Linked DNA regions of Homo sapiens: region 1 is linked to region 2. Evidence: read pairs that join two places in POLR2A ChIA-PET (ENCODE). Cell type or tissue: OCI-LY7. All regions are shown on one strand. Each heading gives the region's core, and the rest is flanking DNA. Links, peaks and the distances in the headings are about the cores only.

The links. Peaks named below come from ENCODE experiments on the same cell type or tissue, not always from the same donor. Only the 100,000 strongest peaks of a DNase experiment are listed, where the experiment ranks them.
Region 1: POLR2A ChIA-PET joins it to region 2 with 31 read pairs; 3 of 35 experiments call an interaction of 5 or more read pairs at or near these places.

Annotation. Positions count from the first base shown.
Region 1 is chr1:150,646,568-150,657,611 of GRCh38, reverse strand. GOLPH3L (golgi phosphoprotein 3 like) reads left to right here. Exons shown (of 5, transcript NM_018178.6): 5 at 8,864-11,044. The coding sequence ends at 9,291. Among named protein-coding and RNA genes, the nearest start is that of ENSA, 22 kb to the right of the region's middle. RefSeq lists an enhancer at 10,246-10,747. In OCI-LY7, for the core only: no CTCF peak of the experiment used is centred there; no DNase peak of the experiment used is centred there.
Region 2 is chr1:150,782,582-150,793,912 of GRCh38, reverse strand. It overlaps the pseudogene LOC100132571. Among named protein-coding and RNA genes, the nearest start is that of CTSK, 20 kb to the left of the region's middle. RefSeq lists an enhancer at 11,325-11,331. In OCI-LY7, for the core only: no CTCF peak of the experiment used is centred there; a DNase peak (open chromatin) is centred at 5,782.

The DNA.
Region 1 (11,044 bases), core at 3,045-11,044, 140 kb after region 2:
TGACGTTTAACACAGGCAGAAGACTCTCCTGATTTGGCATGTAGCCCAGACAAAGTGAGAAAAGGTGTCCACACATACGTGTACATAAGCTAGTCTCCCAAATGAGGGAACATGTGTGACATCCATTTGCCAAAGAGAATTAGGTTCCAGTCCTCAAGGATTAACTCCTCCTGTAAAAGATGAGGAATATACCATTTGACAAGTTGGGCATCGCTAGATAATAGCTTTAGCTTCTTTCCAGGTAATGCTGTATCTGCTTTTGAGACCAGAGGCATTAACATGGGTTAAATTGCGAAAGTGTTTAGCATTAGATATTGCATTAGCAGCTAGGCAATCAGCCATTTGATTCCCTTCAGTTAAATGTCCGGGAAGAGGTTTATGAGCCCTAATGTGAGTGATGTAAAAAGGGTGCATTCTACTCCTAACTGCTGTTTCTAACTGGGTAAATAAAGTCATCAGTTGTTCATCTGTATGAAATCGTAACTGAGCATTTTCAATTAACTGTGTGGAATGAACCACATATGAAGAATCAGAAATCACATAAATAGGCATATTAAAAGCAGTCAGTACCTCAGTTACAGCTACAAGCTCTGCTTTTTGAGGTGAAGTATAGGGCGTCTGGAAAACTTTACCTTTAGAGCCAGAATAAGAAGCTTTACCATTACCAGACCCATCTGTAAAAACATTCTCAGCACCTTCAATTGGTTTAAATTTAGTTATTCTAGGGAGAATCCAATTAGTTAATTTCAAAAATTGAAACAGTTTCATTTTAGGAAAATGATTATCGAGAATACCCACAAAGTTAGCTAAGTGGGTTTGCCAAGTAAGATTATTTATAAAAGCCTGCTGTATTTGTGCCTTCGTGAGAGGGACAATAATTTTTTCAGGATCATATCCTATAGTTTAACAATCCGAGTTCTCCCATTTCCTATCATGGTAGCGATTTGATCCAAATAAGGAGTTAGAGTCTGTGAATTAGTATGTGAAAGAAAAAGCCATTCTACTAAGTCCTGCTCTTGGACAATAACACCAGTAGGTGAATGCTGAGTTGGAAAAATTAGCAAATCTAGAGTCTTCTCTGGATCTATTCTATTTGTTTTAGCTTTATGGACTTGCTTTTCGATTTGCTGCAGCTCTGCCTCAGCTTCTTTTGTTAATTGCCGAGGGCTAGTGAGACTAGGATCTCCTCTAAGGATAGAAAATAGATTGCTCATGGCATAGGTAGGGATGCCTAGAGCAGGTCGTATCCAATTAATGTCCCCTAGTAATTTTTGAAAGTCATTTAATGTTTTCAATTGATCCCTATGTATGGCTACTTCTTGTGGCACAATGGTAGTGTCATTTACTAAGGTCCCCAAGTAGGAGTAAGGTGTAGTAGTCTGAATTTTGTCAGGAGCTGTAATTAAACCAGCACGAGAAATCGAATTTTGCAAGTGATCATAACATTGGAGTAATATTTCTTGAGTGGGGGCAGCACAAATACATCATCCATATAGTGAATAATGTAACACTGTGAAAATTTTTTACGAGTAGGTTCAATTGTTTGCCCTACATAAGTCTGGCAAATTGTTGGACTGTTTAACATGCCTTGTGGCAACACTTTCCAGTGAAAACGCTTAGCAGGCTGCAGGTTGTTTACTGCAGGAATTGTAAATGCAAACCATTCACAGTCTTGCTCAGCTAAGGGGATAATAAAGAAACAGTCTTTTAAATCTATAACTATTAAAGGCGAATTTTTAGAATTGTAGTAGGAGAAGGCCGTCCTGGCTGTAATGCTCCCATAGGTTGTATAACTGAATTGATGGCTCTAAGATCTGTTAACATTCTCCATTTACCTGATTTTTTCTTAATTGCGAAAACTGGAGAATTCCAAGAGGAAAATGTTGGAGCTGTGTCCGTTTTCTAATTGTTCATTAACGAAGTCCTTTAAAGCCTCTAGTTTCTCTTTACTTAGTGGCCATCGTTCTATCCAAATTGGCTTATCTGTTAACCATTTTAAAGGTATAGGCTCTGGAGGCTTAACAATGGCTGCCATCAAAAATGATATCCTAAACCTTGGCAGGAACTTTGTCTTTCCACTTGAAGTGGTTCCTTCAAACCTTGCAAATTTTTTCCTAGTCCCATACCAGGGACATGCCCCATTTCATGCATCATATGTTGATTTTGAGGGCTATATAATTGCTCTGGAATTAGAACTTGTGCTCCCCATTGTTGTAATAAATCTCTTCTCCATAAATTTATAGGTACATAAGTTATAACTGGTTGAATAGTCCCAGGTTGTCCATTGGGCCCTTCACAATGGAAAATGTAACTACTTTGATACACTTCAGGGTCCTTACCAACTCCAACTATGTTAAATTGGGCGGGTTGAATTGGCCACGCAGACGGCCAGTGCTGTAGAGAAATGATTGAAATGTCTGCTCCTATAGCTACCAAACCTTTAAATTTCTTTCCCTGAATAGTTATTTCACAGGTAGGACATTTATCAGTAATTTGATTCATCCAATAAGCAGCTTTGCCTTGTTTATTTGTGCTTCCAAATCCTCCTGTTCATTTAATTTCACTTTTCCCCATTTCCACATACGGTACAATCAGGAGCTGTGCTATACGCTCTCCTGGCTCTGCTTTCCAGGGAACAGAAGTAGATATAACAATTTGAATTTCCCCACTGTAATCTGAATCAAGGACTCCTGTATGTATTTGTACTCCTTTTAAACTTAAACTAGATCTCCTAGAAGTAATCTTATCGTTCCCGCTGGCAAGGGTCCACAGACTCCTGTTGGGACCTTTTGCGGGAGTTCCCCAGGCAGAAGGCTCACAGCTTTTGTGCAGCATAAATCTACTGCGGCACTACCTGCTATGGCGGGGGACAGATATTGTACAGGGATGAGGGAATGGCCTAAGCTGGAAATGCCCCGGTTTGGAACAGGCCCAGACGGGCCCCTCATGGCGTTTCCCAAATTTAAAAGGAAAAGGCTCAAATGTAGCCATAATATTTCCCTGTTGATCTGGAGGGTGTATCCTAACAGGGAACTGCTTGCTGATTATTTCTTCTGCTTCTTCAAATTTGTTTTTCGTTTTTTGTTTTTTTGTTTTTTTTTTTTAAACGGAATGTCTTGCTCTGCCTCCCAGGCTGGAGTGCAGTGGCACAATCTTGGCTCGCTGCAACCTCTGCCTCCTAGGTTCAAGCACTTCTCCCTGCCTCAGCCTCCCGAGTAGCAGGGATTACAGGCTCCCACCACCACACTAGCTAATTTTTGTATTTTCAGTAGAGATAGGGTTTCCCTATACTGGCCAGGCTGGTCTTGAACTCCTGACCTCAAGTGACTCACCCACCTTGGCCTCCCAAAGTGCTGGGATTACAGGAATGAGCCACCATGCCCAGCCCCCCTAGTATATTTTTTTATTTCAGTTATTATAAGTTTTAGCTCCAGAATTTCCTTTTGGTCCCTTTCTCTATCTCTTTATTGATATTATCATTTTGCTTCTACATTATTTTCCTGTCTTTATCCATTTTTTTAAATATTTGAGCATCTTTAAGACAGTTGTGGCTGGGTGCGGTGGCTCACACCTGTAATCCCAGCACTTTGGAAGGCCAAGGCAGGTGGATCACTGGAGGTCAGGAGTTCAACACCAGCCTGGCCAACATGGTGAAACCCCGTCTGTACTGAAAATACAAAAATTAGCTGGGCGTGGTGGTGGGCACCTGTAATCCCAGCTACTTGGGAGGCTGAGGCAGGAGAATCACCTGAACCTGGGAGGTGGAGGTTGCAGTGAGACAAGATTGTGCCGCTGCACTCCAGCCTGGGTGACAAGAGTGAAACTCCATCTCAAAAAAAAAAACAAAAGATAGTTGTAGTGGGTGTGGTGGCTCACACCTGTAATCCCAGTACTTTGGGACACTCAGGTGGGAAGATCACTTGAGTCCAGGAATTTGAGACTAGCCTGGTCAACAGTGAGACCTCATCTCTACAAAACATAAAATTAGCTGAACATGGTGGTACATGCCTATAGTCCCAGCTACTCAGGAGGCTGAGATGGGAGGATCAGTTGGGCTGGGGAGGTGGTGGCTGCAGTGAGCCAAGATCACACCACTCCATTCCAGCCTGGCAACAAAGCAAGACCCTGTCTCCAAAAAAAAAAAAAAAAAAAAAAAGTTGCTTTCAAGTCTTTCTCCAGTAAATCTAACATAGGAGGCTGAGGCAGGAGAATCACTTGAACCCGGCAGGCAGCGGTTGCAGTGAGCTGAGATCATGCCATTGCACTCCAGCCAGGGCGACAGTGTGAGACTCCGTCTCAAAAAAAAAAAAAAATAAAAAAAAAAAGATTTATACCAAGTTTAATTCCAAGGAAACTTTACTTCTATATAACTCTATTCCCTCTCCCTCTTTTTGTGTTAATATTGCTATATGTTTCTTTTCTTTTTTTTTTTTTTTGTTTTTTTGGCTTTTGGGTTTTTTGTTGTTGTTGTTTTTTGTTTTGTTTTGTTTTTTTAGACAAAGTTTCACTATGTTACCCAGACTGGTCTTAAACTGCTGGGCTCAAGCAATCTGCCCACCTTGGCATCCCAAAGTTCTGGGATTACAGGCATGGGCCCACCATGCCAATATTGTTACACGTATTACATCTCTATGTGTTACAAATTCAACAATTCATTGTTGTAATTATTAAAGAAGAGAAGAAAGCACAAATATATACTTATAGAGTTTGTTATATTAACCTCCTTATTTACCATTTCTGGTTTTCTTCATTTCTTCCTGTGGATTCAAGTTACCATCTGTTGTCATTTTCCTTACTTCAACACAACTTTTTTCCCACCCTCTTTCTTTGTGCTATTATTACATTTCTATGTGTTATAACCTTGCGCAAAAGTTTAAAAAGTTAAAAATTATAACTCAACAATAACAATTATATAAATATTGTTTTGTGCAATTGCTTTATAAATCAGTTGAGATGAAGTATCCAATTATACCATCTTTTTTATTACTTACATAATTACTTTTACTGTTTGTTCACGTGGATTCAAATTACTGTCTAGTGTGTCCTGCTCTCAGCCTTAACAACTTCCCTTTAGTTTTAGTATTAATATTTCTTATAAGCAGGTCTGCTAGCAGTGAACTCTTTCAGATCTAGGAATGTATTTATTTTTTCTCCTTTTTAGAAATTTTTCTTTGCCTTCATTTTTGTTTTGTTTTTTTTAGGGTTTTTTTTTTTTTTTTTTTTTTTTTTTTGAGACAGAGTCTCACTCTGTCACCCAGTCTGGAGTGCGGTGGCACGATCTCAGCTCAATGCAACCTCCACTTCCTGGGTTCAAGTGATTCTCCTGCCTCAGCCTCCTGAGTAGCTGGGACTACAAGTGCATGCCACCACACCTGCTTTGCTTTTATTTCTGAAAGATAGTTTGCCAGTTATAAGATTCTTGGCTAATAGTTTCTACCCTCACTTTGAATAAGTCTACTCATTCTTCTGGCCTGCATTTTTTCTAATGGGAAGTCAGTTATTAAGCTTACAAAGTTCCACTGTGATGTGATAAGTCATTTTTCTCTTCTGCTTTCATGATTTTCCACTTATTTTTGGTTTTCAACATTTTTACTATGATGTTGGATATGGGTCTCTTTGTGTTCATCCAACTTGGAGTTTGTTGAACTTCTCCAATGTGTGGTTGAGTGTTTTTCATCACGTTTGGCAAGATTTTAGCCATTACTTTCTTGAGTATTTTTTCTGCCTCTTTCTCTCCTTTCCTTCTGGTGCTTCCATTTTATGTATGTTCATCAAGTTGATGATACTTTATATTTCTCTGAGTCTGTTCATTTTTCTTCATTCTCTTTTCTCCTTGTTCTTCATATTACATAATTTCTTTGATCTCTAAGTTTGCTAATTCTTTATTTTGCCAGCTCAGATCTCTTGTTGGATCCCTTGAGTGATTTTTTCATTTTGTTTGTTGTACTTTTTTTTTTTTTTTTTTTTTTGAGTTTCGCTCTGTCGCTGAGGCTGGAGTGTAATGGTGTGATCTTGGCTCATTGCAACCTCCGCCTCCTGGGTTCAAGTGATTCTCCTGCCTCAGCCTCCTGAGTAGCTGGAACTACAGGCACACACCACCATACCCGGCTAATTTTGTATTTTTAGTAGAGACAGGGTTTCACCATATTGGCCAGGCTGGTCTCAAACTCCTGGCTTCAAGTAATCCGCCTGCCTCAGCCTCCCAAAGTGCTGGGATTACAGACGTGAGCCACCATGCCCAGTCTGTTGTACTTTTAAACTCTAGGATTTCTAAATGGTTTTTTTGTTTTTGTTTTTTTGAGATGGAGTCTTGCTTTGTTGCCCAGGCTGGAGTGCAGTGGCACTATCTCAGCTCATTGCAGCCTCCACCTCCCAGGTTCAAGCGATTCTCTGCCTCAGCCTCCTGAGCAGCTGGGATTACAGGTGCCCACCATACCTGGCTAATTTTTGTATTTTTAGTAGAGATGGCGTTTCGCCATGTTGGCCAGGCTTGTCTTGAACTCCTGGCCTCAAATGATCCACCCACCTCAGCCTCTCAAAATGCTGGGATTACAGGCGTGAGCCACCGCACCTGGTCTAAATGGATCTTTTTTATAATTTCTGTCTTTATTTATATTCTCTATATGATAAGTCATGGTTTCCCTTAGGTCTTTGAACATATTTATAAAAGCTGCTTTATAGTCTTTGTAAAGTCCAACATTTTAGCGTTCTCAAAGGCAGTTTCCATTGCCTGCTTTTTTTCTTCTGAATGGGTCAATGGGTCACAATTTATTCTTTGTATACTTCATACTTTTTTGTCAAAAACTGGACATTTTAGATAATTGTGCAACTCTGGATACTACACTGCAGCTGTCCCCAACTTTTCTGGCACCAGGACAGGTTTCGTGGAAGACAGTTTTTCCACTGGGGTGGGAGACGGGGGGATGGTTTCGGTATGATTCAAGTGCATTGCATTTATTAGAGTCTCACAAGGAACATGCAACCTAGATCCCTCCCATGTGCAGTTCACAATAGGGTTCACACTCCTGTGGGAACCTAATGCCACTGCTGATCTGATGGGAGGCAGAGCTCAACTTTACTCACCCATGGCTCACCTCCTGCTGTGCAGCCGGGTTCCTAACAGGCTGCAGACCAGTACCAGTCCATGGTCCAGGGGTTGGGGACACCTGCTATACTGGTTTCTCCTTCCCACTAGAGGTTGATTGTGTTGTTTGCTTGGTAATTTGTTTCCTTAGTGACTTGCCTGCAGCAGCTCTCTGAAGTCTGTTTCTCTTGTAGTGTGCAGCCTCTGATGTCACTGCTCATATTTTCTTGTTTTTATCTTTTGGCCTAACTCCCTGTGTGTTGCCAGTGGGTCAGTAGAAGCCACTTATTAGTCAAAGGTTGTGCTTAAGACCTTTTAGCCAATTAAATTTTTTTATCCTTTACTGTTGGATATGTGTGTGTGATTTTGACATAGCCATCACAAATCAGGGAGTTTACATTTTGCCCCACATTCAGTGAGGAACTAGCAGCTTGGAAGTTCCCTCTCTGATTTCTTCTCGGAGAGAGTACATCCTTGGACATACACCAGGGATGTATGTGATTTTTTTAATTTTATTTTTATTTTTTATTTTTCATTTCTTGAGATGAAGTCTCACTCTGTCACTCAGGCTGGAGTGCAGTGGTACAATCTCAGCTGACTGAAACCTCCGCCTCCTGGGTTTTCCTGCCTAAGCCTCCAAGTAGCTGGGACTACAGGCGTGTACCACCACACCCGGCTATTATTATTATTTTTAAGCTTAGCTTTCTAGGAGTTGCCTCTGAGTTAGGGTAGCTTATTGTTCAGCCAGTGTTGGTTCAGTGGTTGTGCTTTAGCCCTTGGTGCCAGTGAAGCATCCACCCTTTTTTGATAGATCTATGTGTGGTCTGGGGAATACTCTCAAGTCAAGCCCCACGTCCTGCTCTGATTGCTCCTGAGTGGGTGCAGCCTGGTGCAAGCACACAGTCTTCCCAACCCCCAGTGTTGGTCATGATTCCAGAAGGACTTTTCTTGGCTTTCTGTTTCTCTGGTTCTGCCTGTTAAACTTCTGGAGGCTTTGCCATTTGGGTTTGTCATACCAGTGCCATAGAGCTAGCAGCACCTTGTAATTGCTCTCCACCAAGATCTCTATGGTTTTCAACACCCTTAGGCATAGAATTCTCCACACTGTGTTCCAAATAAAGTCAGTCCTCTCAGGCAGAGCTTTGGAGCTCTTCATTCTTCAGGCCTTCCTTCCCTCCTGGGCAGAACTTCTGCACAAGGGCCCACTTCTCCTACAGTGATACCCACCTGCTGTATGAGTAGGTGCTGGGGGAAAGAGGTGTTAGCCCCTGGTCTTCTTGACTTGCCTTTTCTGTTGCAGAATCTCTAATCTACGAACAAGCTGGAATGGGAGCAATTGAAGTCTAAATATTGTCAGCCTACCAGGCCTGGGATAGAGCTTCTGCTCTACAAATAGGGTAGGGAACCTCAGTCCTCTTAGCTTCACCAGCAAATAGAACTTCCACAATATAGAGTAGAAATCATCTGGGAGAGACTGGTGTCCTAAATAGAATTTGAAAAATACATAAATAATTACAGTGTCACAGAGGTCACATAAGAACAGAAATAAAGTCTATAAGCTCTAGCAATATGGAAGTCCTTGGTGACATTTTTTGAAGCTGGTTTAATGTGAAATGTGGTTGGAGTCAAAGCCAGATTATAAAGGACTAAGGATTAAATGAATTGAGGAATGAAGATTATGCTTTTAAACATTTTAGCCATTCAAGTTTCCAAACAACTACATGTTTCATTTTGCTTTTCTCTTTCAGTTCATTATGTCCTATTTCTTTTTTCTCATAGGTGAGACCTGGAACCCCTTCAAATTACAGTACCAGCTGAGAAATGTACGAGAGCGCATCGCAAAGAACCTAGTAGAGAAAGGTATTCTAACCACTGAGAAGCAGAATTTCCTGCTATTTGACATGACTACTCATCCAGTGACCAATACAACAGAGAAACAGCGACTAGTGAAAAAACTTCAAGATAGTGTACTAGAGCGGTGGGTAAATGACCCTCAGCGTATGGACAAGCGAACACTAGCACTCCTGGTGCTAGCCCACTCCTCTGATGTGCTAGAGAATGTCTTCTCCTCTCTGACAGATGACAAGTATGATGTGGCAATGAATCGAGCCAAGGACTTAGTAGAACTGGACCCTGAAGTGGAAGGGACAAAGCCTAGTGCCACAGAAATGATCTGGGCTGTGCTGGCAGCCTTCAATAAATCTTAAAGCCGGCAGGTGGATTTCTCCTTTTCCCCTGCTGGCTGGTGACTGTCAGAGACCCCATCACTGAGTTTTGTGTGATGAGATGTTTTCATCATTTTTGTTTCCTTTTCTTGAATCAGACTTGTGATTTGGGGAGAGCAACTTCAGGGCTTCTCCATAGACCTTGACCATTATAAGCAGACCTTATTTCTCCCTACACTTCCACTCCATAGGTAAATAAACTGGGTGAAGCCACACACACCCAATGAACATTTTCTCCCATTTGGTGGTTTAGTTTCACCCAGTGTGCTTTTGGATAAGCAGAAATATCTAAATGGGATTTTGAGTTCTCCAGCTATAGAATGTGAATGAGATAAAAAGTGAACTATCTATTATATTTTTCTGAGTTTGTTTTCTATCATAAATACATGTTTTCACAGCCTTTGTCTCTCAGACTCTGCTAAATAATGTAGCTTATTGAAATAACTGTCGCTGAATAAGGAGCAATGAGAAACAAAACTAATTTTTGGAGCAGATGGTCTCTGGAATTGCATATCCTGCTAGTGATTTTCTCATCTTTCCTTTTCTAACCTAATGAGAATGTCCCAGATTCAATTACCTGGATGTCAAAGTCCTAGAGCCAGAAATATATTCTCTCATCCCTCTTAGCATTCTCTTGCTCCCTCATTCACTAGGGCAAATGTCTAAATGAAGAAAAGTCTCTCTCAACACCTCGTTCATGCAATCAGCATTAGAATTTGTAAGGAAGGAAGGGGGGTGGCATGAAAATTTCCATTCTTGGGGTATATGACTGTCCTGTTTCCCCCAGGCCACTTTTTTTTTTTTTTTCTTTTGAGACAGGGTCTTGCTCTTGCCCAGGCAGGAGTACAGTAGTGCAATCACAGCTGACTGCAGCCTTGACCTCCAGGGCTCAAGGATCCTCCTGCCTCAGTCTCCCAACTAAGTGGGACTACAGGCACGTGCCACCATACTCAGCTTTTTTTTGTTTGTTTTAGACAAGAGTCTCGCTTTGTTGCCCAGGCTGGTCTTGAATTCCTGGGCTCAAGCAATTCTTCCACCTCAGCCTCCCAAAGTGCTGAGATTACTGGCTTGAGCCACTGCACCCACCCCTCCAGACTACTTTAAATGTCTCTGCTCTGACTGAATTGAAGGAATTGTAAGTTTCAGTTGCTGAATATATCAGTATATCTGAACTCCAGATCTTTTTATTTCCTATTTTTGGCTTCCTACATAAATTAATAAAGTCTGTCTATATTTAAGGTTTCTGGGAGTAGTTTTGTCTATATTTAATCCATAGATGTGCTCCTAGTCATCAGTCTTATTTCAGTAAAACCATCTTTCTGGCCAAATCTCTAACACGTTTTTTACTTCAGTAGTGAGGGCAATGAGAAGCTTTATTAAGAAAGATCCTATTTAAAGGGCTAATTTGGTATTGAAAGCATGCTGATATAAAGTCCAGTATTTGAGGATATAAAGAGGATGTGCACTGAGCTGTGCTGATGTTCAGCATTTATTATACTTTAATGGGATAGTGCTTCTTGACCATTATAGAACAACAAACTGTCAAAGGGTTAATACAGATGACCCAGACCTGACATTAAATCCTCTTGATTAGAAATAATTAAATGAATTATTTATTCATTTCTCTCCTCTGCCAAATCTACTTAGCCCCACAAAAATGCCCCAGCTCAGTTAACATTTTTTTGTTTTTCACTTTAGGTATCTCTTAGGCAAATAGAGATATAAATTGTAATAG
Region 2 (11,331 bases), core at 1,016-9,015:
AGAAAGAAAGAGGCCGGGCACAGTGCCTCAAGCCTGTAATCCCAGCATTTTGGGAGGCTGAGGTGGGTGGATCACTTGAGGCCAGGAGTTCGAGACCAGCCTGGCCAGCAAGGTGAAACCCTGTCTCTACTAAAAATACAAAAATTAGCTGGGCGCAGTGGCTCATGCCTGTAATCCCGGCTACTTGGGAGGCTGAGGCACAAGAATCGCTTGAACCCTGGAGGCAGAGGTTGCAGTGAGCTGCGATCGCGCCACTGCACTCCAGCCTGGGAGACAGAGTGAGACTCCATCTCAAAAAAAAAATATATATATATATATTATTTAGCCATGTGATTCCAAATTAAATATTGCTCAATCATTTTGTTGTTATTCTTCTCTACTTCTCTTTTGGTCCATATTAGCAAATTCTGTCCCTGCCTCTTCAAAATATAATATGAATCTGGCCGTTTCTCTCTCCCTCTAGCATGACCACACAGTTTAAGTTCCCTTTGTTTCCCCCTAGTCTTATGTGATAGTCCTCTAACTTCCCTACTTCTGCACTACACTCCACCCTACAGTCTGTTTTTCCCTGTACAAAACTTTCCCATTACTCTTTCATTTATTTAACAAATATTAAGCCTTTACTGTGAGTCAGGCACTGTTCTGGTAATTCAACAGTGACAAAAATTCAAGACCTCATTGGGTTTATATTTTAGTGAACTTAGAATATAATACAGAAGTATTAAGTGGCCTACAAGCAGCATGATCTGGTCCCAGGCTGTTTTTTTTGTTTGTTTGTTTTTTGAGATGGAGTTTTGCTCTTGTTGTCCAGGCTGGAATGCAATGGCATGATCTCAGCTCACTGCAACGTGTGCCTCCCATGTTCAAGCGATTCTCCTGTCTCAGCCTCCTGAGTAGCTGGGATTACAGGTGCCTGCCACCTTGCCCGGCTAATTTTTGGTATTTTTAGTAGAGACAGGGTTTCACCATGTTGGCCAGGCTGGTCTCCAACTCCTGACCTCAAGTGATCACCCGTCTTGGCCTCCCAAAGTGCTGGGATTACAGGCGTGAGCCACCAGGCCCGGCCTTTTTTTTTTTTTTAATTAATTAATTAATTTATTTATTTATTAATTTTTTTTTTTTTTTGAGACGGAGTCTCGCTCTGTCGCCCAGGCCGGACTGCGGACTGCAGTGGCGCAATCTTGGCTCACTGCAAGCTCCGCTTCCCGGGTTCACGCCATTCTCCTGCCTCAGCCTCCCGAGTAGCTGGGACTACAGGCGCCCGCCACCGTGCCCGGCTAATTTTTTGTATTTTTAGTAGAGACGGGGTTTCACCTTGTTAGCCAGGATGGTCTCGATCTCCTGACCTCATGATCCACCCGCCTCGGCCTCCCAAAGTGCTGGGATTACAGGCGTGAGCCACCGCGCCCGGCCTTAATTTATTAATTAATTTATTTTTTTTTGAGACAGGGTCTCACTCTGTCACCCGGATTGGAGTGCAGTGGCACAATGACATCTCACTGCAGCATCGACCTCCCGAGCTCAAGCGATCCTCCCACCTCAGCCTCCCGAGTAACTGGGACTACAGGCACATGTCACCATGCCCCACTAATTTTTGTATTTTTTGTAAAGATGAGGTTTTGCCATGTTGCCCAGGCTGGTCTCGAACTCCTAGACTCCAGTAATCCACCTGCTTCAGCCTCCCAAAGTGCTAGGATTAACCAGTGTAAGCCACTGCGCCCGGCCCAGGCCACCTGTCTGACTTCATTTCAGTCTGTGGTGTTACGGACAATGGTTATCTAAACAAAATTAGAATGCTGTTAGAAATAAGGAGTTATTCAAGAAATGCTCATGCCTGTATAACAGAGTGCTTATCAACTCCTCTTCCCCGGTGAGAGACAACCCAGGGCCTTATTTGGTTACAGTGTTCAACTCTTAAGACCAGGATTTCTGGCTGATGATTTCTTTCTGATTTCCTTCTCAAATTTGGATATGGCTCCTTGAGGCCTGGCAAGCAGATGCTTAATATTTGTTAAATGGGAAAGTTTTGTACAGGGGAGTGATGTGAACTGGGGTACAGGGAAGAATAGACTGTAGGGCGGAGTGTAGCGTGGAAGTAGGGAAGTTAGAGGGCTGTTACGTAAGTCTAGTGGGGAAATGGTGGGAACTTAAACTGTGGTCATGGTAGAGGGAGAGAGAAGTGGCCAGATTCGCTTATACTGGGTAAAACTTAAACTATCTTAGCCAATATATCTTTAAAAAAAATAGGAACAGAGTAATTACAATGAAAACTCTAATTCTGCAAAGAGGAGAATGGATGAAAAATAGCACACAGTTATTGTTGATCTGTAGCATAATTTATGTCCTGCTAGGCAGGAATATGGAAGACTCCTTGCCTGGCAGTAGAATGAGTTCCTTGGCGAGGTAACTGGGAAACTCGAGGCTCGCTCTCTATGGGGATCTTCTTTATGGTCTAGCATGGCTCCTGCTTCTTCCTGCTAGAGGATCTTACTTGTCTCTTATTCTCCATGGCTATGCCAGAGATGGGCACATGGAAATGCCCTTTCTGGGCATGCCCTACTCAACTTTAGCTGTGGTACAAATTGGAAACCTAGAAAATACAATAGATTGCTGGGCCTGGGGTTTCTTTGGCAATACGTTCCCATAAAAGCTCAGTAGCTTTTGGTCTGAGTTGTCACACCCAAAAAATGTTTTTCTAGATAAAATGTTTAAACCTGAGAATTTCAAACTCCTAGGAATCAACCTCAGTGCTGTGCCATCCCCTGACCTCCATTTAATGGTACTTGTCCAAGTAGCTCAAAATAAAAGCCATAAGAGCAGATGTATACCCATAATCTGAGCTTTGCCCTCTTTTCTGGGAAAATGCTTAGCTGGAGGTGCATGACAGAAGCCTGGAACTCTGGTCTTATTTCTTGCTAAATCTTTTGCCTCCTTGCCTCTGCATTAAGTTTAGTTTGGTGCTTTTTATTTATTTTTTTTGAGATGGAGTCTTGCTCTGTTGCCCAGGCTGGAGTGCAGTGGTACAATCTTGGCTCACTGCAGCCTCTGCCTCCTGGGTTCAAGCGATTCTCCTGCCTCAGAGTAGCTGGAATTACAGACTCCCACCACCACACCCGGCTAACTTTTGTATTTTTAGTAGAGATGGGGTTTTGCCATATTGGCGAGGCTGGTCTCAAATTCCTGATCTCAAGTGATCCGCCCACCTCAGCCTCCCAAAGTGCTGAGATTACAGGTGTAAGCCACCTCGCCCGACCAGTTTGGTACTTTTTCTACCCTATAGGGCTCTAAACTATGGGATTTTATATTGCAGGCTATAGGCAGAAAGAACTTCACTTAGCAAAGCGATATATTATTCTCTCTACGCTTTTAGATAGAACACTTTCAGATTAAGTTACTGAGTAACTTTCTTGTATTCTTTCTTGTTTTTTGTTTTGTTTTGCTTTTTGCTTTTTTTTGAGACAAGTCTTGCTCTGTCGCCCAGACTGGAGTACAGTGGTGTGATCTTGGCACACTGCAACCTCTGCCTCCCGGGTTCAAGCAATTCTCCTGCCTCAGCCTCCTGAGTAGCTGGGATTATAGGCGCCCGCCACCACACCCAGCTAATTTTTGTATTTTTAGTAGAGACGGGGTTTCACCGTCTTGTCCAGGCTGGTCTCGAACACCTGACCTCACGTGATCCACACACCTCGACCTCCCAAAGTGCTGGGATTACAGACGTGAGCCACTTTCTGAAGCCTACAAAAGGAGCCAACATATGCCAACATGCTGAATTTTTCCTATCATTTCTTTCTCTTCTTTTTTTTTTGAGACAGGGCCTCACTCTGTTGCCCAGGCTTGAGTGCAGTGGCACAATCATGGCTCACTGCAGCCTCGACCTCCTGCACTCAAGTGATCCTCCCATCTCAGCCTCCCGGGTAGCTGGGACTACAGGTGTGTGTCACCACACCCAGCATGTATTTTGTAGAGAAGGGTTTTGCCATGTTGCTCAGGCTGGTCTCTAAATCCTAGGCTCAAGCAATCCACCTGTCTATCTCCCAAAGTGCTGGGACTACAGGGGAGAGCCACTGCGCCCAGCACTACCATTTCTTCTCATACCACACTCCAGTGGGCCTGTGGTCTTACCCCAAAACAATAGGCAACAGATATTTCATGAATTCATAATTTCCAGTTTGGACTAGAGTCCTCATTGCCCTATCCCCACGCCCTCCATTCAGCCAGTTCCACATTTTACAGTTTGTAACTTCTACCAAATTCTGAGTCAGCCAAAATCGACTACTCTTCTTTGCAACAAAGAACCTCGTGATACAGGTCTTGCAGGCTGTGATTGTGTCACATGCTCATTCCCCAACCAGTCATTGTAGCTGGAGGGATACAAAACTTTGACAGGCTGGCCTTGGGACCTATGCCCACTCTTGAAGCTAGGGGCAAGATTGGTTCTATCTTAAGCCCAGGAGTGTCAGGGTTTCCCCATTTTAAAATCAGGGTGCTGTTACCACGAGAAGGAGGAAGGGAAGCTGGTGAAAAAAAGTATACTTCCAACACCTTTTAGCTTAGCTATTCTCAACTTTCCCATATTACTATAGAGAAGACAGATGTTGTTCACATTTTCGACACATTTCCACGGACACGCTCACAAAATAATATCAGTCGTTGGTAGCTACCCATAATTCTCCCCTTCTCTCTCCCAGAAAGCATACTGGAATGCACATCTATCAACATAATATTATTATAGGGATAATCTGCTGAATTGGCTCTAATTGTTAAACATGTCACTTTCAAACTGTTGGTACTTTTTTATTAGTAATACATTTCTTGTGACTTACTTTGTAATTAATTGTAACACATCAAATGTGTCACACCAATTGTTATTCATTTGTTAGGGGAGGGGTCTTATCACTGGCTTCTAGAGTACTCCCTAATTATGTCTTATTTTGTTCTCTTGGTAAAATTAAGCTCCTTCTTTGAGTACACATTGCTAGGTGACAAGGAGTACTTGTAGGATAATGGGGGATGTCTACTAGGATCAAATAATGCACCAAGCAGATAAGCTACACAGAATATCAGAAAGAATATATATTTTCAATTCAGAACATTCCTATTTTCCCTAATGACTCAAGAATTCTGTTTTCTTTCTTCAGAAAGTTATTGCATAATATTAACATAAAGTTAATTGAGGGGAAACTCAACATTATGGTAAAATCGTCTTTTCTAGTCCCATATTCTCCTATAGTCCATGAAGGGTATTCCTCACCTCACCTTTGTGCATTTCTTGGACAGTGAGGTCAGTAAGAAGTAAACTATTTTATTATGAAAATAATGTATGTTATTAAATTCCTAGCACACTTGGGTAAATTAACAGAGACTAGAACTAGCATTGGAATGAATCATCCTAAAATTCAAAATCCTTTTCTTTAAGACTAAATAAGGGTAGGGCGCAGTGGCTCACGCCTGTAATCCCAGCACTTTGGGAGGCTGAGGCAGGTAGATCGCCTGAGGTCAGGAGTTCAAGACCAGCCTGGCCAATATAGCAAAACCCTGTCTCTATTACAAAAAAAAACAAAAAACAAAAATTAGCCAGGCGTGATGGCGCGCCTGTAATCCCAGCTACTCAGGAGGCTGAGGCAGGAGAATTGCTTGAACGTGGAGGTGGAGGTTGCAGTGAGCCGAGATTGCACCACTGCACTCCAGCCTGGGCGACAGAGCAAGACTGTCTCTCTCTCTCTCTCTCTCACACACACACACACACACAGACTAAATAAGACAGAGAAACTTAAAGCAGCTGATTTTCAGGGGGCATGAAGCTAAGAGATGGTTACTTCAAAAGCTTGAAAAGGTACAACTGTAACAAGCAGGGACAAAGCTTCCTTATTTTGCTTTCATTTCTCCTTTTCCACGTTATTCAGGAGATGTTGCCTCGTTTGTGATGAAAGGGAGTCTGCATTCCCGATAAGACTTAGTGTTGTGCAGCATTCTGGATAAGACTTAGTTGTTGTGCAACTGTTGTGCAAAACATTTGCCTTGTTTTTTTGTTTTCAATCGCTATTGAAATAAATTTGCAAAAAGTGTGCCCCATTTCAGGGCAATTTACAGCTTTGCAAAAATCCAGTTTACAGCTTTGGAATGTCACAGGATGATGTGTAAGTTTATAAAATACCTTAAGTGATACAAGGATAGATTATCTAATGACATGTTCCCCTAATGTATTCAAACACTGTATGTGTTTACAGACTTTTGCATACCAGGAGGAGATTCAAAGAGAAACCTAAGGCTTAAAGCCTCAGAAGCCACTGCCAAGTCATGATGAACCAGAAATGAAGACAAACCATGTAGAATATTATAATTAGGAAAAGTTAATTCAATGAATGTTTATTGATTATTATCTAAATATGTGTTAAGCCACAGTGCAATACAAAGATGAGTAGGACAAGATCCTGTATTTTCAAGTTAGCTAGTGAGATAAAACTATCTTACGTGCTACAAATACAGAATCAGAATTTCGTGGTACAATTTGTATCGTGCAAGTGTAGCTAGAGGGAAGAAGAGTTGGGGTAGTTAGAGAAGGCTCTGAGGAGGCAGTACTTGAAGTGGATCTTGCAGAACAAAGAGGCCAAGGAATGGAGAGAGCCATTCTAGAAAGGAGGCAAGAATGATTGGGCAACTGGGGAGGTCCATGGGACCAGCATGGCTACATCAGAGGCTGAGTTTTCAAAATCTGGGGTTTTGTTTGTTTGTTTTTGTTGTTGTTGTTGTTGTTTGAGACTAGTCTTGTTCTGTCACCCAGGCTGTAGTGCAATGGTGCGATCTCAGCTCACTGCAATCTCCGCCTGCTGGATTCAAGTGATTCTCGTGCCTCAGCCTCCCAAGTAGCTGGGACTACAGATGAGGCACTAATTTTTATATTTTTAGTAGAAACGTGGTTTCACCATGTTGGCCAGACTGGTCTCAAACTCCTGGCCTCAAGTGATCCACCAGCCTCGGCCTCCCAAAGTGCTGGGATTACAGGCATGAGCCATCAGATTGCCTGAGCTCAGGAGTTCAACACCAGCCTGGGCAACACGGTGAAACCCCATCTCCACTAAACTACAAAAAATTGGCATGGAGGCGTGTGCCTGTAATCCCAGCTACTCGGGAGGCTGAGGCAGAGAATTGCTTGAACCAGGGAGGCAGAGTTTGCAGTGAGCCGAGATCGCGCCACTGCACTCCAGCCTGGGCAACAGAGCGAGACCCCCTCTTTAAAACAAAAACAAAAACAAATTGAGTAAAATGCTCAGGAAAGGGATCCAGAGCATGGGGAAAGAGCCTTGGAAGGCAGGGGCGCAGGACTTCATGCAGCAGGCAACAGAAAACATTTCTAGAAAACAGCATGATAAAAATGTGTTTTAGGAGCACAGTTTGGCAGTGATGTGCAGGATGAGATTCCACAACAGACTGGAATGAAGGTGCTGAAATAATTTAAATCATCAGAAAATATTTATTTAGTGTCTGCTGACCATCGCATCATATACTGTGGAGGACACGAAGAAGAGTAGGAGCTACAGGGCCCCTGTACTTTATGGGCTAACAGGTAGTTACATAAGGCAAAAATACAAATAATTATCATATTAAACAGAAAATTAAGAGGATGGTTTTTCTGCGCTCAGTCTATGTGTCTGCCACAAGGAGCCTCAAAGCCTCAAAGCTTGGTAGAAGCTCAAAAAGTGACATCCAGTTGGGGATAAAGAAAGGCTTTTTTTTTTTTTTGAGACGGAGTTTCACTCTTGTTGCCCAGGCTGGAGTGCAATGTGCGATCTCGGCTCACTGCAACCTCCGACTCCCGGGTTCAAGCAATTCTCCCACCTCAGCCTCCTGAGTAGGTGGGACTACAGGCATGCGCCACCACACCCGGCTAATTTTGTATTTTTAGTAGAGACAGGGTTTCGCCGTGTTGGTCAGGCTGGTCTTGAACTCCTGACCTCAGGTGATCCACCCGCCTCGGCCTCCCAAAGTGCTCGGATTACAGGCGTGAGCCACTGCACCTGGCCGAGAAAGGCTTTTTGTAAGAGCTATTTTCAGAGATGGGCCATTAAGGAGGAGCAGAATTTCAAGCAGCAGAAATGAGAAAAGGAAATTCCAGAAAGAGAGAGGCAACACGATAATTTTGGGAAAGCACTACTTTAAAAACAAGGTTGGTTCACTTCTAGGTCAATGGACAGTTTTGTCCTCTTGAACAAGTTAGCCTCTCAGAAGTTTAACTTCTCCTCTGTAAAATGAGGATAATAATATCTACCTCATAGAGTTGTGAAGATTAAATAATAATGCACAAAGAGTCTAGCACACTCATTGGCATATAATTGGCATCCAATTAATGTTAGCTAGGACTATTAGGATCATTAAGCAAGTCAACAGTGCAGAGGGTGACAAGCATAGATGATCTGGAAATATGAGGAAAACTAGTTGCTTAGAGTATAAGGTTCTTGTGTGAGGATAGCAAAGATGAAACTGCAAAGATAGAGCAATGCTTTTGTTTTGTACAGCATCTGAAATACTGGAATAAGGACTTTGGTTCAAATTAGTAGGCAATATGGAAGTATTGAAGAGTTTTGACACAGAAAATATTTTTGTTTGTTTTTATTTTTTTAGAAGGAAGGTCTTAGTCTGTCACCCAGGCTGGAGTGCAGTGGCAACCTCCTGCGCTCAAGGGATCCTCCTGCCTCAGCTTCTCAAGTAGCTGGGACTACAGGGGTGTACACTGTGTCTGGCTTTTATTTTTTGCAGAGACAGGGTCTCACTATGTTGCCCAGGCTGGTCTTGAGAACTCCTGGCTTCAAGGGATCCTCCCTCCCTTGGCTTCCCAAAATGCTGGGATTAAAGGTGTGAGCCACAGTGCTGAAACAGGAAATAGATCTATAATTATATAATAATATATTTTAAAAATATTATTCCATATCTATATCTATATTTATCTATATCTCTATCTATCTATCTCTATCTATATCTTTTGAGATGGAGTCTCATTCTATCACCCAGGCTGGAGTGCAGTGACATGATCACGACTCACTGCAGCTTTGACTTCCTGGGCTCAAACAATCCTCCTACCTCAGCCTCCAGAGTAGCTGGGACCACAGGCGCATGCCACCACACCCAGCTAAATTTTGTATTTTTTGTAGAGATGGGACCTTGCCATGTTACCCAGGCTGGTCATGAACTCCTGGGCTCAAGCAATCCTCCCGCCTCAGCCTCCCAAAGTGCTGGGATTACAGGCGCGAGCCACTGCACCTGGTCAAAACAGGAAATCTTTTGATCAGAACTCTGCTTTTGGAAAAGCGATGAGGGCTTAGACCTGTGTGGTCGAATGCAGTAGCCATTAACTGCAAGAAGCTATTGAGCACTTGAGATGTGACACTGAAAAGTTCAAATTGAGATGTGCTGTAAGTATAAAATACAAAACTGGATTTTTTTTTCTGAAACAGCTTTTTATTAAATGGCAAAGCAGAATTGCAGCACAATTTAAATGTCTGTAAATTAGGTCACAAAAGGGATGCAAAATGTTTGCAGTTTGAATATTCTAATTCATACAGGTAAAGTCATTCATCAACTCTTACACCAATACATAAGATTATTCCATGATTAAAAGTAGCCCAAATCTAATAACCATAGGCTATATTAGTGGATCTCTTTTCCTATTATAAGATTTTAGCATTACTTCTGATACTGATTTCTTTACCAAATGGAACCTATAAATTTTTAAAATTTGAGGCCAGGCTGGGCGTGGTGGCTCATGCCTGTAATCCCAGCACTTTGGGAGGCCATGGTGGGCAGATCGCTTGAGTCTAGGAGTTTGAGACCAGCCTCGGCCACATGATGAAACCCCGTCGCTACAGAAAATAAAAAAATTAACCAGGTGTGATGGCACGTGCCTTTAGTCCCAGCTACTTGGGAAGCTGAGGTGGGAGAATTGCTTGATCTTGGGAGGCAGAGGTTGCAGTGAGCCGAGATTGTGCCACTACACTCCAGCCTGGATGACAGAGGAAGACCCTGTCTCAAAAAATAAATAAAATAAGATAAAACTTGTTAAAGGATAATAACAAAGGATGACTGCAAATCAAGTAGTTGAGTTGACAGAAAATTCTGAGAGAACAAGTAAGATAAAATACTGAGAAGATTGTCAATAAGCATATATGCGAAACACTCCTATTTCATTCACAATTCTAATACTACTGCACTGCGAAGGAATTTTGCAAAAGTTGATCTGCTGGGTACAAATAAATCTAGAGACCAAACTCTTTGTAACTGTTCTCTTCTAGATGTGGCTTACATAAAGTTAGTCAAACTTAATCCACTTCCGTATATATTTCCCAAAAGATCTACTCTGTGCCAGGGATAACAAAATCTGGAGTGAAAATATTCACAGTTCGTCACTACTGTTTACCAAGTACTTTTTCACCCTATTTCTATTTTTCCTCTAAATTTTGTATTTTAAACATACACTTGACCAACTTATCTTTCCAGATAAGATGAAGTGAGTTACTTTGTGCAAAAACAAATTTTTAACAACAAATCTTCCTAAGTTGACAATTCAGCCTCAAAGAAAAATCTTTATTTTTATAGCTTCCCTCTGTTTTAAATGGATTAAAGAGAAACCAGCATTCTTGTCTTAATACTAAATATAAAAAATGACAAGCCCTAGCTGTTTCTCAGATACAGATACTTTCTGTATCTTATTTTGGTTAAGTTTCAACAATTAAAGTGCAGGTTACTCTCTGAGATGATTAACTATTAAAATGACTTTTACAAATGTGAAACCAATTCTTTCCTTCGAGGAAGGTAAAGAGGAAGAGGCAAGTGGAGAAGAGGCATAAGATGACGGACAGGGTACATGAGGCTACGCATTCAGTGTATGATTCCGGTCACTTTTTCACAACGTGTGGTTATTTTTCTTGTATATCTTAGTAAGCCTCTAATAAAAGACAGTGCTAAATCTACAAATCAAGGAAAATTTGATAAAACATTCATCTTTAAGTTTCATAAATATATGCAATTCTTTTTTTTTAAATGCAGTCTCGCTCTGTCACCAAGGCTGGAGTGCAACGGAGCAACCTCAGCTCACTGCAGCCTCCACCTCCCAGGTTCAAGCAATTCCCCTGCCTCGGCCTGCCGAATAGCTGGGATTACAGGCATAAGCCACCACGCCTGGCTAATTATTTTGTATTTTTAGTAGGAATGGGGTTTCACCATGTTGCCAGGCTGGTCTCGAACTCCTGACCTCAGGCAATCCACATGCCTCCGCCTCCCAAAGTTCTGGGATTACAGGCATGTGCCACTGCACCTGGCCAATATGTGCAACTGTAATGA